Linked DNA regions of Homo sapiens: all the other regions are linked to region 2. The links are chromatin contacts, found by Hi-C or POLR2A ChIA-PET in ENCODE. All regions are on one chromosome and are shown on one strand. Each heading gives the region's core, a stretch centred on a gene start or an enhancer-like site at or near the end of the contact. The rest is flanking DNA. Distances are from core to core; before and after follow the strand shown. Region 1 overlaps ARHGAP35 (Rho GTPase activating protein 35). Region 2 holds the start of ZC3H4 (zinc finger CCCH-type containing 4). Region 3 holds the start of DHX34 (DExH-box helicase 34).

Region 1 (3,187 bases), core at 204-2,703, 140 kb before region 2:
GCCTCAGCCTCCTGAGTAGCTAGGATTACAGGCGCATGCCACCACACCCGGGTAATTTTTTGTATTTTTAGTAGAGACAGGGTTTCACTATGTTGGCCAGACTGGTCTCGAACTCCTGACCTCGTGATCGGCCTGCCTCGGCCTCCCAAAGTGCTGAGATTACAGGCATGAGCCACCATGCCTGGCCAGAAGGGGCTTGTTAATGAGTAACAAAAGATACTTCTATCACTCAGGAAATTCCAAGACTTTGGGGAACTCTGTGCTAGGAGCCGGGGACAAAAACCAAATATATATTTCTTCTACTACACTGCCCCATCCCCTCCTGCAGGGGTCCTAAATTTAAGACCTTGCTAGTGGGCTTCCTGCACCCTTCTGAGGGTGCGCAGGAGAGGAGGCTGCCAGCCTCTACATCTGGAAGGAGCACCAGGGAGGGCCCAGCCTGGGGCTGGGAGCTCAGGGGCCAGTGTGCCGCGGCAGCACAGTGAGAATCCTGGGCCTGTGTGGGGCTTGTTCTTCACTTTACACCCCATACATGGTTTATTAGTTAATCTCCCGTGAGCCAGAGGACAGTATTAATCTCAAAGTAATGCTAATCCCTTTTTACAAGAGGAAACAGAAATCCCCAAGTCCTCTGGCAGAGGCCGTTCACAGCCCATCAGAATGGAAAAGGCCTACGTTCCAGCCCTTTTCCTGTCTTCTCTGCTTTAGGCTGATGAAGCTGTGAGTTTTATAGCATTGGACTGAGCAGATTCAGAATTTTACCAAATACCTTCCCACTTGGAAAACAGCCACCCTGCAAAAAACCTCCGTGTTTCCCTCCACATTCATCATAGCCACCAGTTCCTAGAGCTATCATGAAGGAGAGTTGGCGGGACGAGAGCTGTTAAATTCAGTTAGTTACTATTTCCCTGCAGTCAGCCTAGATCTATGTAATTCTGTCTTTCAGAGAAGGCAGCTAATTTCAGTATAGATACTCCCATCTATCACTGTAACAGTTTAATAGGTACGGTTATAGCTTGAATACACCAACAGGCTTTATGTGAGTAATTGCCGTATTTGCACTGCTTTGAATTGATAAAGTGCTAAAATATGAGGTATACTGTTTCATATGCTGTGATTTTTATGGGGGCTGTCTGTTACTTAATCTCTCTCCCTCCCCCTGTAATTCTAGTTTTACTAACAAATTGCTTTCCCACAGTCCAAATAGTTTTAAAACAAAGCTTTCTCCTTTTTTTTTTTTTTTTTTTTGCTACCATTCCTCACCACCCTCCCGTTTTTCTGCTTGCTTATAAGTTAAGCACAAGTCACTTGCATTCCAGAAATTCCCCATTGCCATAAAGGCAGGCAGTCAGCTCGCCAGCTCTTGCCTGTTCCAGATAAGCAGGGTTCATTTAGCTTGTGACTCGGCATTGCTAGCGGATTTCCTCAGGCCCCAGTGCCCTGATCAGAACAGTGTGCCCTGGCACACCGCCTGGAGAGCCCAGCAGCCAAGGAGAAGTAGAGCTTGTTTCACAAAGTAACCCTGGCCTTCCATCCAAGACAGAAATAGTCTGGGTGGCGGCCCAAGGCCCCGAGACGGTTCCAGCCGGCTGCTTTGCCTGGCTGTCCCGGCTGCACTCGCCTTCTCCATGGTGGGGAGCTCGGGCAGACAGGTTGCTCTGGCCTGAGCGTGCCAACCAGGCCCATGGCCTGTCCTGCCATATTTGCCAAGGCAGTACAAACAGGACGGTACAGCAGGCTGTCCTGTGAGAGTGGTCCCAAGGAGCAGTACCCACTCTCGGCTGCAGGACCTTCTCGGGCCCTTGGTGGAGCTGGCCTGACTGTGCCATTGAATTATCACCTGGGGGCTCCGGTGGCCCTTGCTCTTGCTCTGTGTCTGTCTGTTCATCTCACTCACACGCACACCTTCTGTGCTGCCTTGCTCATGAGGTTTCACACCCAGCAAATCCCCATGCCTCTATAACCCCTGTCAGTTTCCTTGACCTCTGCTTTTTTCCTGTTCATTTCACCAAAGCCAGTGAAGCACAGATGAACTAACCTCTTCTCCTCCGTGTTACACTCACTGTAAAAACATCTAAGACCCGCATAAGGTCAGTCTGGGAAGGCTGAGCCCTGATAAAAGGCGACAGAGCAGCCCATTAGCAAGAATGTGGCCAGCTTCTGCAGGGGGCGTGGCCCTGTGGGGACTCCCAGCCACAGCCAAACCATGGCTCTGCCCTGTAAAAGTTAACAGCCAGGTCTGGAGACCAGACTTAACAGCAGCACATGACTGGCTGTGGCGAAATAATGAACCCACTACGTTCCTAGTGAAGTTACCGGGAAGAAGGGGAGGGAGAAGGCTTCTTGGTGAATGTAGAACCTCAATACATCTGGAAAGGAAAGTAGGAGTTGGATGCTCCAGCCGCTTAGGGAGCAGCTCCTCCATGCTGGCCCCAGTAAGGCACAGGCCCCTTGAGAACAAACACTTGAGTCGCCTTCCTCCCTCTCTTCAGCTGGAGAAACGCTGCACTTTTCTTCCTCCTTCCCTCCTTTCTGAAGACAGCTACTGAATGCCTTCCCTGGTACTAGTTACTGTGCAAGCCCAATACACAGACGGGTGATGAGAGGACTCTGCCTGCTCCTGTGAACTCAGGGGTCTACCAGGGGACCAGCATTAAGCAGCTAATCACACAGCTATCCAGCGACTTTCACATGGTGCCCAGGGCTGTCCAGGAAGAGCATGGAGACAGTGCCTTGTGGTGATTGATTAAACACAGACTCTGGAATCGGACTGCCCGGGTGTGAATCCCAGCCCTGCCATCTGTTTGCCACGTGGCTCAGTTTGTTCAGTTATAAAATGGGAAGAAGAATGGTAGAATACAACTCACAGAGCTGGTGTGAGGACTGGGTGAGACAGTGCATGTAAAAGGCTTATGGCTGGCCTTGGCCCAGAGTGCCGGCACTGCGTAAATGTAAGCAATTGTTGGGATCCTATAACAGGAACTTAATTTAGTCTAGGAGTCAGGGGAGACCTCGGAGGGAGCATTGTTTAGTCACAGAACAGAGGTAAAAGTGGAAGGAACAACTGTAGGGAGGCCCTGCAAGTTCATCAGGACTGCAGTGAAGTATAAGGGGAGGGTGGCAGGCTTGAGCCTGGTGACAGGAGCCCCCGAGGCCACATGTTGAGAAGTTTGTGTTGTACCCTAGA
Region 2 (3,364 bases), core at 676-3,175:
CATCCAAGTAGGACAGGGTGTGCCTCCCCCAGGAGAAAGGATACTGCCGGGGGCTGGGAGACCCCCAACCCCAAACCCCTAAGAGCGGGGCTGTTGTTCGAGATCCCCCCAAAAAGGGTCCGGAGCCCCTCCCCCATCCCCTTCCCCGAAGCCAGGCGACGGGCAAGCGGGCCCGTAGCTGCCAGCTCCGGGCGCAGGGGCAGCCAGGACCCCCGTGGGTCTCCGCAGCACCCCCCACGGCGCCCCCTCCCCAGGACAGGCGGACGGGCGCGGGGGGTCCGAGGGGCGCCTCCTCACCTTCCCCTCAGCATGGCGCCCAAAAAAGACAGAGCGAGAGCGAGGGAGAGCGGGCGAGCGCCGCGAGGGGGGGGAAACGCATGAGGCCGGGAGAGAAAGCAAGCGAGAAAGAGCGAGCGAGCAAGCGATCGAGAGACACCCACCGACCCCGCCCTTCCTCCTCCTCCTCCTCCTCCTCCTCCTCCGCGGCCCGGCCCAACATGGCGGCCGCCCCCCTTCCTCCTCCTCCTCTTCCTCCCCCCGGGGACGCAGCCCCGGCCCAACCGGGGGCCTGACCTGTCGTCAGGGAGCGGGAGGCGGTGGTGGAGGAGGTGCGGGGTGGCCGGGCGGGCGTCGGGGGAACACGGAGGAGGCGAAGGCGTTGATGGCGGCGGCGGCGATGGCGGCGGCGGCGACTCTGATGGCGGCGGCGGGGGGGTCCCGGGCGCGGCCTCCATAGTTCCTTTGGGGGGGAGGGGATGTTAATGCACGAAAAAGGACTGCTTGGGCGTGGCGGGAGGGGCACACTTAAGCTCGGAGGGCTCCTGATGGGAATGGGGTATATATTTTTTCGGTTTCGGAATCACCTCTGCGCTGACCTCCGCGTAGGCCGCACGGCCTAGGCCTCGGAGGGCCGCTCGCCGCCTGCTTTCTCCGCAGCCCACCCTTGCGGTCACTCGCTCACTGGCGCGGGGCCCTCATAGGGGCGAGAGCCCCCCCCCCACGCACCCCCGGGGGGCGGGACACCCGGGAGACACGGACACTGGTGGGTGGTTGGGTGTAATTAGCGCGGGCCGCGCGCGATGGAGCAAGCGAAGGGTAAGGGGAGAAGAGGAGAGCGAGCGAGGGGGGTGGGGGGTTAAAAAGAAAAAAAGGATTTGAGGGAGAGAGGGAACGGGCCGCGGAGACGGGCCGACTGTCTCCCTTCTCTGCCCGCCCTGGGTGCCCCGGCTGCCCGGCCCCCGCCGCAATCAGGAATTGACACAAAATGGCGGCTCGGCCCGAACCAGCCTAGAGGCTGAGGCGGGAGGAAGGGTGAGATGGGAGGGGGAACTGAGAGGCGGAGGCGGAGGCCGTGTCACGTGCAGGAGAGGGGTAGAGACCGCTTGCCCGAAGGCCGGCGGAAAGAGCCGAAGGCAAAGGGCGAGGCCGAGGGGAGGCGGAAATAGCCGAAAGGAGCTGAGCAGGAGCGAGGAGGCGACGGGGGAGAGCCAGAAAGAGCTGAAGGTGGTGATATGGGTGGGGCTAGAGAGAGCATGAGAAACCTAGGGGAGCCATAAATAGCCTAAGCCGATCGGGACCGGGGAAGGAGGAGAAACTGAGACGGTCCGGAAAGAGCCGAAAGCGGTGTCCGGGTGGGTGGCAGGAGGTGGAAACAGCCGAAAGAAAAGCAGCCAGGGTAATGCGATTAAGAGAATGAGCTGAACGGGCGGGGCTGAAGGGGAGAATAAACGACTTTCAGGAATTCGCCGGAGAGCAAGAGGGAAAAACCGAAAATTGCTAGTTTGAAGGAAGGCGGGAAGAGCCAATAGTTTTAGGTGGGAGAATGGGAGGGAAGGAATTCAGGCTACGGAGAGGGAAAAAAAAAATAACCGAAAGCTGGAGGCCAGGTGCCGAGAGTCGGAGGTTTCCGGAGAAGCGATGAAGCCCAGCCAGCCCGGAGGTGACGTCACTCGACAACCCAGTCGATGATGTCATCATTGGATGCGAGAGGGGCGGGGCTTGGTAGTCCCTCAGGGGAGTTTAAGGACCTGGGGTGTAGGACCCATGGAAGGCTCTCAAATAGCAGAGCTAGAAACACTGGCCGGTGTCGTAGACTGTACAAACAAAATCTTTTGACCCTCATAACCGTCCTAACATAAGCTGCTGCTATTCCCATTTGCAGACTGAAGTTCGGTGTTTTAAGTAATCGGTTCACGGTCATAGGATTAGTTCTAAAAAGCACAGCAAGATTTTTTTTTTAAGAGACAGAGTCTTGCTCTGTCGCCCAGACTGCAGTGCTGTGACACGATCATACCTCACTGTAACCTCGAATCCAGGGATCTTCCTTAAATACTTGTTAGCTCTTTCTACAGTGCCAGTCCCTGTGATGGAGCATGGGAACAGTTTCTGTCTTCATGGAACTTAACCGATAATGCCCCAAGGGAGAGAAACAGAGTTAAAGAATAAAGGGGGTGGGTGGAGTGTTAGAGGAGGGTCTTGTAATTGTTCTTTTAGGCTGGTACATGAAAAAGAAGAGATGGTTCCAGGCAGAAGAAATACCTTATTTCAGGCGGGGCGATGTTGCTCACGCCTGTAATCCTAGCACTTTGGGATGCCGGGGCGGGCGGATCGCTTGAGCTCGGGTTGGAGACCAGCCTGACGAACATGGTAAAACCCCTTCTCTACTAAAAATACAAAAATTAGCAGGACATGATGGCTCACACCTGTAGTCCCAGCTGCTCGGGATGTTGAAGAGGGAGAATCGCCCGATCCCGGGAGGTCGCGAGGCTGCAGTGAGCCGAGATTATGCCACTGCACTCCAGCCTGGGCAACAGAGTGAGACTCTTGTCTCAAAAAAAAAAGAAAAGAAATACCTTATTTCAGGCCCTGACAAAGCAAAGACCACTTAGATTCCAGGAAGAGAGAAAAACCGTGTCAACAGTGATAAATCTGGAGACAGAGGCACCATGTGACTTCCTGGTATATTGATCCTACTTTTTTTTTTTTTTTTTTGAGGCAGAGTCTCGCTCTGTCGCCCAGGCTGGAGTGCAGTGGCGCGGATCTCGGCTCACTGCAAGCTCCGCCTCCCGGGTTCACGCCATTCTCCTGCCTCAGCCTCCCAAGTAGCTGGGACTACAGGCGCCCGCCACCACGCCCAGCTGATTTTTTGTATTTTTAGTAGAGACGGCGTTTCACCGCGTTAGCCAGGATGGTCTTGATCTCCTGACCTCGTGATCCGCCCGCCTCGGCCTCTCAAAGTGCTGGGATTACGGGCGTCAGCCACCGCGCCCAGCGGATCCTACTGTTTTTTAAATGTTCCAGCTGGCAGCGGGGCGTGGTGGCACACACCCATAATCCCAACACTTTGGGAGGCCGAGGCTGGCGG
Region 3 (3,259 bases), core at 127-2,626, 240 kb after region 2:
GACATAGAACTTTTTTCTGGCCAGGCACGGTGGCTCATGCCTGTAATCCCAGCACTTTGGGAGGCCGAGGTGGGCGGATCACGAGGTCAGGAGATCGAGACCATCCTGGCTAACACAGTGAAACCCCGTCTCTACTAAAAATACAAAAAATTAGCCGGGCGTGGTGGCGGGCGCCTGTAGTCCCAGCTATGCGGGAGGCTCAGGCAGGAGAATGGCGGGAACCTGGGAGGCGGAGCCTGCAGTGGGCCGAGATCGCGCCACCGCACTCCAACCTGGGCGACAGCGAGACTCCGTCTCAGAAAAAAAAAACAACAACACTTTTTTCTTTTTTTGAGACAGTCTGGCTCTGTCACCCAGGCTGGAGTGCGGTGGTACCATCATGGCTCACTGCAGCCTCAGTCTCTCAGCCTCCTAGGTTCAATCGATCCTCCCACCTCAGCCTCTTGAGTAGCTGGGACTACAGGCACACACTACCATATCCGACTAACTTTTGTATTTTTTTGTAGAAACAGGGGTTGGCCATATTGCCCAGGCTGGTGTGGAACGCCTGACCTCAGGTGATCCACCTACCCCGGCCTCTCAAACTGTTGGGATTACAGGCGTGAGCCGCCGTGCCCAGCTGTTTCTTCTTTCAGTTAATAAAAGAGAGGGTGCATTGCTGGCTAATGAGATTGTTTCTATACTTGGGGGTCTTCCTGAATGTGTGTGATTGAGTTTATTGCAGAGAAAGGTAACAGAAAATGGGGTTGTAGAAAGAAAAGAGGTAGAGGCTGAGTGAGATGCCCCACATCTGTAATCTCAGTGCTTTGGGAGGCCAAGGCGGGCGGATCACTTGAGATCAGGAGCTGGAGACCAGCCTGGCCCAAATCGTGAAACCTCGTCTCTACTAAAAATACAAAAATCAGCCAGGTGTAGTGGTGTGCGCCTGTAATCCCAGCTACTCGAGAGGCTGAGGCAGGAGAATGGTTTGAACTTGGGAGGCGGAGATTGCAATGAGGTGAGATAACGCCACTGCACTCTAGCCTGGGAGACAGTGAGACTATGTCTCAAAAGAAAAAAAAAAGTTCCTGGGCCCCAGACCAGCTCTCTCTTTGGGTTAAAACCCCGGCGTCCCGGAGCTGAGGCGCACGTGGCTATGCTTGGGGAGGAGAGGGCGGGGCCGGGGAGGAGGCGCTTGCAAGTCTGTACCGCAATGCCTCTACTGGCCTCTAGAGGGCGCAATCACTCGAGGCTCCGCCCCAAGCGAGGCGGGGCGGAAGCGTGCTGTGCACAGGCGCAAGATGGGTCTTGGGCAGCCCAGAGCTTCCGATTGGCTCTTCTGTGGTGGCGGGGCGGGGTCAGAACGAGATGGCTGTGTGCGCAGGCGCAAGACTAGCGCTCTTGGGACCGGAAGTTAAGGCGTTCGCGGCGTGTGGTAAGTGAGGGGGGCGGGACGGGTGTACCGGGTTGTGGCGGCGATGGCTGTCGGAGTTGGGCCGCTTGGGGGTAGTTTGGGGTGCGAGTCCAGGGGCGAGGGAAGTCTCGAGATGAGGAGAAATGTAGGAGGCAGCCGAAGGGCCGGCAAACGCGGACAGAGATGGCACCTGAGCGTCCCTGGGAGAACCTGGGCGACAGGCCAGAGACCGAAAGAAATGGAGGCACGAAAAGAAGCTTCGAGAAACTGAGGGACTGAAAGACGAGGGTGTTGGGAGAGGAGGGAAGCTGAAAACTAGAGAGCGTGGGCGAGAGTGCCGATGGGTTCCAGCGAGAGTCTTAGAGCCCACGAGGCCGAGAGGCGTGGTCGCCCATGAACTTGGGGAGTGGAGGGAAAAGTCGGAAACTGATCGTGGACACTAGAAACAGAAAAAATGGAATTTAGATGGAGAAACGAGACACTGAATCACGGGGGAGACCGAGAGATACGGAAGGATGGAGACAGTTGAAATAGGAAGAACCCCACAAAAGCTGGAGATAATGGAGAACGATGCTGAGAAATGGAAAAGCGAGGGAGTGGAGCCCGAACCCCTGGATTTGAGTGGCTCATGTAACACTCGGCTACTCACTTAGCCTCTCTATTGCTCAGTAAAATAGGGGGTGATCATAGTGCCTGACAGTCGTGAGAAAAGTGTGTGTGTGTATGTACATAGGTGTGGGATAGGAATAGATCATGCAGATAGGATAGGTCTGTGTGTTAATGTGAGTAAGTAAGCATGAGCTATTACTAAAGCTTCTGATATTGGGAGATAAAGTATTAGATGGGGAAATGGAGAGAGGTGGTGATGGAGAGTGAATACTGGAAGGACAAAAGGGAGGAAAAAAAGATTCAAACAGAAAATGAGAAAGGGCGTGGTGACTCACTCCTGTCATCCACAGCACTTTGGGAGGCTGCGGTGGGAGGATCACTTGAGCTTGGGAGGTCGAGGCTGCTGTACGCCGTGATTGTGCCACTGCACTTCAGGCTGGGTGACAGAGTGAGACCCTGTTTCAAAAAAACAAAAATGAATTTTTTTTTTTTTTTTTTGAGATGGAGTTTCGCTCTTGTTGCCCAGGCTGGAGTGCAGTGGTGCGATCTTGGCTCACTGCAACCTCTGCCTCCTGGGTTCAAGCGAGTCTCCTGCCTCAGCCTCCAGAGTAGCTGGGATTACAGGCAGGTGCCACCACCCTGGCTAATTTTGTATTTTTAGTAGAGACGGGATTTTTCCATGTTCGTCAGGCTGGTCTCGCACTCCCGACCTCAGGTGATCTGCCTGCCTCAGCCTCCCAAAGTGCTGGGATTATAGGCGTGAGCCACCATGCCCGGCCTGAAAAAGCATTTTTTTTTTAATGAGAAAGATGGAGAAAGTCAAATGGAGAACTGAAGAGAGATGGAGAAAGGAAGAGTTGGATTACAGAGAAAAATCAGACTACAGAATGACTCATAAGTGAAGAGAGATGCGAGCTGACTAGGACAGGGAAGAGAGATGAGGGTGATGATGAACAAGACGGACTGAAAAAGAGACAGAGGCCTGAAGATGGAGTGGAGAGAGATGGAGGGGACAGAGGGGGAAACAAACCCACTGAAGGCCATGAGCCCAGGGCAAATAGGCCAAGAGACCAAAAGATGGTCAGAGACACAGTTATACAGAAACTAGAAGATGCAGACAATCTAGAAGCCAAAAAAGATAGATACCTTGAGAGGAGCGGGATGCTGTCAGTGGGGCCCAGCATGCATAAGCAGTTTCTAGCCTCAGAAGAATGCTCTCATTTTCTTTTTCTTTTTTTTTTTTTTTTTTTTTTTTTG

Evidence for each region. Hi-C counts contacts between places; a loop is a spot of excess contacts on that map. ChIA-PET counts read pairs that join two places held with the same protein, here RNA polymerase II (POLR2A). Pooled maps may share reads with other maps.
Region 1: a loop to region 2 is called in a pooled map, with 2.0 times the contacts of the local background. The contact joins the enhancer-like site here to the promoter of ZC3H4 in region 2. A Hi-C loop is called at or near these places in 1 of 50 pooled maps. POLR2A ChIA-PET finds 5 or more read pairs at or near these places in 8 of 52 experiments (A549, BJ, CD4-positive, alpha-beta memory T cell and 5 more).
Region 3: a map of CD8-positive, alpha-beta T cell shows a loop between it and region 2 (16-fold over the local background). The contact joins the promoter of DHX34 here to the promoter of ZC3H4 in region 2. A Hi-C loop is called at or near these places in 2 of 168 maps with a recorded cell type or tissue (CD8-positive, alpha-beta T cell and naive thymus-derived CD4-positive, alpha-beta T cell), 2 of 37 single-sample maps with no recorded cell type and 13 of 50 pooled maps. POLR2A ChIA-PET finds 5 or more read pairs at or near these places in 13 of 52 experiments (A673, AG04450, CD4-positive, alpha-beta T cell and 9 more).

The regions. Positions count from the first base shown.
Region 1 is chr19:46,974,983-46,978,169 of GRCh38, forward strand. All of the region lies in intron 3 of ARHGAP35 (Rho GTPase activating protein 35), which reads left to right. Among named protein-coding and RNA genes, the nearest start is that of NPAS1, 43 kb to the right of the region's middle. RefSeq lists enhancers at 1,130-1,987, 1,988-2,843. Within about 2 kb of position 1,454, at least 31 of the 41 ENCODE cell types and tissues checked have a DNase peak (open chromatin) inside an H3K27ac peak, as active enhancers do.
Region 2 is chr19:47,111,851-47,115,214 of GRCh38, forward strand. ZC3H4 (zinc finger CCCH-type containing 4) reads right to left here and starts at 1,926. Exons shown (of 15, transcript NM_015168.2): 1 at 1,870-1,926; 2 at 574-739. The coding sequence starts at 734. RefSeq lists enhancers at 103-831, 832-1,559, 1,439-1,598, 1,839-2,068 and silencers at 199-688, 939-1,028.
Region 3 is chr19:47,347,939-47,351,197 of GRCh38, forward strand. DHX34 (DExH-box helicase 34) reads left to right here and starts at 1,377. Exons shown (of 17, transcript NM_014681.6): 1 at 1,377-1,414. RefSeq lists an enhancer at 1,217-2,121.